Regions from separate parts of the Homo sapiens genome. Here region 2 is linked to region 1. A link is a loop called in an ENCODE intact Hi-C map of the cell type or tissue named here. Cell type or tissue: OCI-LY7. All regions are shown on one strand. Links, peaks and the distances in the headings refer to the core of each region. The heading gives the core; the rest is flanking DNA.

Region 1 (2,803 bases), core at 237-2,736:
GTTCTTTGGCATCGGCCGAGAATGAATATTCCCAAAGCATGAAATTCAGGGTCTGGTGGGGTTGGGGTTGTTTGCACCCACAGTCTGCCAAGTCCTTTTCTTCTGTCCAGAGTTTTCCACAGCGAGAGCCAGCCCCTGGCCACTCTCACTGCTACTCCGATGATAGAGGGCACCGTGGAGGTCACTTCTATTTCCACCGCTTTCATTCTGATCCCCAATTTTCTCTATTTGCTTTTCTTGTGTTTGTTCCTCGGGGGTCTTGGCTTTTTCATTAAATGGATGGCCTTCCCCATAACTTTAATCAAGTGATAGTTAGGACATTGTCATCTCACAGACCTGGCTTTGCCTCTGGGCAAATTCCTTAACCCTTCTGAGTATTGGTGGGCTCTTCTGTCAAATGTGGGCACTTATGTCTACTTCACAGGTACAGTCGGGCACAGGGCCAGTGCTTGATAGATGAGAACTATCCTGAGTGGCAGGAATAGGAAGACTGGCAGTCAACATTGCCAGTTGCTGATGTATTTCTTACCTAGGAAGAGCAATTGCTGATCTCTTCAACACTTCTGAATGGCTATGTTAGCCAAGCCCTCTTCAAGGTGAAGAATCAGGCTCTGCCCTCAAGGGGCTCATAGACCCATCGGGGAATCAGGAAGCATATTCTGCAGTTCTCTGCACCCTAAGGTTTAGAAATTGCTTCCTCACTAAACCTTTTTCTTTCAATAATTTTTTTAACCTATTGTCAAGGTCAGAGTTCTTAGAGACAAGGAAAAGTTCTAGAAAACTTATCACTGGGCCAGGCAAGGTGGCTTACACCTGTTATCCTAACACTTGGGCGGCCAAGGTGGGAGGATCACTTGAGCCCAGGAGTTTCAGCGCTGCAGTGAGCTATTATGGCACCACTGCACTCCAGCATGTGTGACAGAACAAGACCATGTCTCTAAAAAAAAAAAATAAAATAAAAGAGTGGGGGAAGAAAATGGATCACTGGATCCCTAGAGTTTACTACTCCATGTGTCCAGGGGTTCCTAAAAGTTGTGAAAATGCGACTTTGATATCCATCATAGCTCAGAGGGCAAAGATCACTTATTCATCTTACTCTTAGTCAATGTATCTAGAATTGTGAATGGGAAAACACTACTAGAATAAAATTTTGGAAGAAGTATAATAAGCACTTAATGAGGTATTTTTATTTTATTATTCTTTAAATTACCCAACCCTAACCTTTCCCTCCCTCAATCTATCAAGGTAATGAAAAAATGGGACAGTTGCCTTAAAGTGCAGAAAGACAAAAGTAGTCCATTTCTGGGTAGTCACTGCGCCACCTTGTGGCATTCTCAATTGTCCTCACTGAGAATGGTCTGAAGTATATTAAACCCTGATCTACAGTTACGTGACTACAGGCATAAATAATATTACTTCTTAGTATTCAACTTAAAAAACATTAACTCTTCTGCGGGACTGGTGGGTCACATCTGCAATCCCAGCACTTTGGGAGGCTGAGGCAGGAGGATCATTTGAGGCCAGGAGTTAAGAGACCAGCCTAGCCAGCATAGTGAGACCCTCATCTCTAAAACACACAAAAAAATTAGCCAGCCATGGAGGTGTTACAACTGTAGTCCTAGCTATTTGGGAGGCTGAGGTGGGAGGATTGCTTGAGCCTAGGAGCTCAAGGCTGCAGTGAACTATGATCACACTACTGCACTCCAGCCTGGGTGGCAGAGCAAGACCTTATTCCTAAAATAAATAAATAAACATTAACTCTTTATTTGTCACATTTTTCAATAACATTTTTTCCAGTTTTGTCTGTTTAATTTTTAATGTTATTTATTGTGGGTTTTTTGTGTTTAGAAATAACCATGTATTTTAATTTTTAATGTAGTCATATATTTTCATTTTTCCAGAAAAGAATGAGTTGAGGCTGGGCATGGCACTTCATACCTATAATCTCAGCACTTTGGGAGGCCAAGGAGGGTGGACTGCTTGAGCCCAGGGGTTTATGACCAATCTAGGCAACTTGGGGAAACCCTACCTCTAAAAAAAAAAAAAAAAGAATGAGTTGGATATGATTTAGTATTAAGTAACTGCCATTAGTTATTCAATGTACTGTCTCCTCAAACTTGGTATCTTTGTTCCTCCAGCCACCAACCAAGGCAACTCAGCTGATGCTGTAACAACCACAGAAACTGCGACTAGTGGTCCTACAGTAGCTGCAGCTGATACCACTGAAACTAATTTCCCTGAAACTGCTAGCACCACAGCAAATACACCTTCTTTCCCAACAGCTACTTCACCTGCTCCCCCCATAATTAGTACACATAGTTCCTCCACAATTCCTACACCTGCTCCCCCCATAATTAGTACACATAGTTCCTCCACAATTCCTATACCTACTGCTGCAGACAGTGAGTCAACCACAAATGTAAATTCATTAGCTACCTCTGACATAATCACCGCTTCATCTCCAAATGATGGATTAATCACAATGGTTCCTTCTGAAACACAAAGTAACAATGAAATGTCCCCCACCACAGAAGACAATCAATCATCAGGGCCTCCCACTGGCACCGCTTTATTGGAGACCAGCACCCTAAACAGCACAGGTAAGGACAATTCCCTCAAAGACTCCCCAAGGATGGAGAGTACAATTGTGGAGGGAGGGAGGTGGGTATGTTCTGGTGGGGTAGGAAAATGGGTCTAAAGAGGCCCAAGGTTTCTTTGGAAATGAACTGTGGGCTTGAAATCTGTGTCACAATGTAGTGACAGCAGAGGCCCTAAAATCCTCAGTTTCCTTCTGTTCTCCTTT
Region 2 (2,803 bases), core at 149-2,648, 240 kb before region 1:
CACAGAGGTACTAAGAGGAAACACTCTTTTGCGTGAAATGGCTGTGGGATCCTGGCATTCACGTTCTCCTTCTGGGCTGGTGGGGTGGGTGATGCTACACAGCATGGCCTTCCGCACTCTCTCATGTGACCCTCATGATGATGGTGGGAGGGAGGTGGGCTGGGTTGCTTTCCCCTCCTCAAAGATGCAGGAACAGTGACCTAGAGAGGTGAAGTAACTTCAAAGCCCAGGCCTCAGTCTCCAGCCACCTTCCTGGCCCAGCAGAGAGGAAGAAAGTCTCAGAATAGCTGATGAGCGGTTTAAGTGGGGGCCCCAGCCTCACAGCCTGGCCTCCATCCCTGGGGTTCTTAACCCTGTCTGCACATCAGAAGCACCAGGGGAGCCTCAGGTGTGGAAAGAAGAATCCCAAGCTCCACCCCAGACCGAGTAAATCAGCACTCTGGGGTGGGCCCATTGGTCTGTATTTTCAAGTGCTCCTGGTGCTACTGTGCAGCCAGGGTTGAGAACCTTTGCCTTTCAGCCTCTACTCATGCAGGCTCTGCTCTGTTATCTGCAGAGATGGGCGCCCAGGCTCAGTGGAGGAAACCAAGGCAATCCAGGCCAAGTACCTCAGCGCTCAGGCCGGCAAGACCCTGGAGACAAGACTGTCATCCCCTTTACACTGGGCACAGGCTCAGGGCCAGGACTGGAACTCTTCTTCAGTTAGCCCCTGACGTAAGGACTGGCTCCTTTTCCTCCTGCATTTCCCACTCGACCTGCACTCAGCTGAGGGCCACAAGTACAGCAAACACCTGCTTAGTTGTGGGTGTGGATGTGTGTGACGAACTGGGAAGGAGCACCAACTCTGTGTCAGGCACTTTGCATAGATTATTCTATTTATCTTTGAAACAACTGAGTGAGATGGGTGAGATGGTTATTCCAGTTTTACAGACAAGGAAGTCAAAGCCACAGAGAGGTTATGCAACTTTCTTGAGTTTGCATAGTCCGTGGCTCAGCCAGGATTGAAACCCAGAGGCACCTGACTCCAAAGCGTGATTCCCTGGTGCCCCCTGGCACCCGCTGGCTCTGGGGTGCCCTTGGAGGAAGTTGGTGAACTCCTTACTGCTTCCTTTCTCCTTTCGGATCAAGGGGGTCTGAGAACCTGCCAGTCTCCGCTGGGCCCGTTCATGCCTGGTTAAAACTGTTAGAGGTGAGCCTCTTTAAGGGGAAGCAGGAAATGAGATGTGGACTGTGAGGACCAGGAGCTGAGGCGGCTAAAACATACCTCCCCAGTGCCACCAGGAACAGAGGCCATAGACACGCTCAGCTCAGGACCAAACTCAAGTCCCACGTCAGGCAGGGAATGGTGTCCGGCCAGGCAGGGGCGCTCCCAGCTCAGCCCACAGGGCCTCAGCAGCACCTCCTGGAGCACACAGGGTGAGGCCAGCTTGGGAGCCCAGCTGCTCGGCCCCAGCCCTCTGCATCCTTGGCCTTGGGCAGTCTGACCCCAGCATCAGGGAGAATTTCTGCCCCTTTCTTGGATGATTCCTTGGAAGGTTGTGTTAATCAGCAGTATGAAGGGATCACAGGGCCCCTAAAGAGGCAGCAGACCTGCTGGAATTTGTGGCCACAATGAAAGACATGGGAAGCACCAAGTAGCATTTCTTTTTCTTTTTTTTTAATTTTTTTTTTTTTTGAGACAGAGTCTCGCTCTGTTGCCCAGGCTGGAGTGCAGTGGCGCAATCTCAGCTCACTCCAAGCTCTGCCTCCCAGGTTCACACCATTCTCCTGCCTCAGCCTCCCAAGTAGCTGGGACTACAGGCGCCTGGCTAATTTTTTCTATTTTTTTTTAGTAGAGACGGGGTTTCACCGTGTTAGTCAGGATGGTCTCGATCTCCCGACCTCGTGATCCGTCCACCTCGGCCTCCCAAAGTGCTGGGATTACAGGCGTGAACCACCGCACCCGGCTTTCTTTTTTTTATTATTTTTGTTTTTGAGACAGGGTCTTGCTCTCTCACCCAGGTTAGAGTGCAGTGGTGTGATATTGACCTACTGCAGCCTCAACTTCCCAGGCTTAAGCGATTCTCCCACTTGTCAGCCTCCTGAGTAGCTGGGACTACAGGTGTGTACCACCTGTATCTTTTTGTATCTTTTGTAGAGACAGGGTTTCATCATGTTGCCCAGACTAGTCTCGAACTCCTGGGCTCAAATAGTCCACCTGTCTTGGCCTCCCAAAGGGCTGGGATTATAGGCATGAGCCACCGCACCTGGCCCCAAGGACCATTTCAAACCTTTATTAGGTTTCTCCTGTCTTTTTTTCTTTTTCTTTCTTCCCATCCCTTTCTGACTCTGACTCTTTTTCCTCTTCCTCTTTTTCTGGTTCTGATCTCTTTCCCTCTGCCTGTATCCCTAGCTGGACCCTTGGTATGAGCTACTGGATAGGGGTTTCTGGCCAGGCCTGGGATCCTTCCTCTTACTGCCCTCATTCCTCTTTGTGAATCACCATTATGTATGTTAGTTACTACCTAGGTAGGTACTTGTTGTATTGCAGATGCTGATAATGAGCAGGTGTTTGGAGGATCCAGAGTGGGTAGCATTGATGATTTAGTCTTGAAAAGTTTACTCATTTGCTAGGTCCAAGCGCAACATAGGCCAATTACCATGTCCCGCCTGCCACTTGGCTGTGACAAGAAAGTTCTTAAGACCAAAAACAATCTGAATCTGGAAGTCCTCGCTGGTGCTAAGGGAGGGATGAAACCCAGGAGGTGGAGTTGGGGCTGGTGGATCTGCACCACGCTCCTGTTGCTTCCACCCTCCGTTGGCT

The links. Hi-C counts contacts between places; a loop is a spot of excess contacts. Peaks named below come from ENCODE experiments on the same cell type or tissue, not always from the same donor. Only the 100,000 strongest peaks of a DNase experiment are listed, where the experiment ranks them.
Region 2: a loop joins it to region 1, with 10 times the contacts of the local background. A loop is called at or near these places in 51 of 110 quality-filtered maps.

The regions. Positions count from the first base shown.
Region 1 is chr3:124,927,329-124,930,131 of GRCh38, reverse strand. It overlaps MUC13 (mucin 13, cell surface associated), which reads left to right. Exons shown (of 12, transcript NM_033049.4): 2 at 2,139-2,600. Among named protein-coding and RNA genes, the nearest start is that of MUC13, 6.0 kb to the left of the region's middle. In OCI-LY7, for the core only: CTCF peaks have their summits at 1,127 and 1,328 (motif pointing left); a DNase peak (open chromatin) is centred at 1,321.
Region 2 is chr3:125,162,471-125,165,273 of GRCh38, reverse strand. All of the region lies in intron 5 of SLC12A8 (solute carrier family 12 member 8), which reads left to right. Among named protein-coding and RNA genes, the nearest start is that of MIR5092, 12 kb to the right of the region's middle. RefSeq lists an enhancer at 823-892. In OCI-LY7, for the core only: CTCF peaks have their summits at 1,120 and 1,333; a DNase peak (open chromatin) is centred at 1,233; H3K27ac peaks cover 511 bases.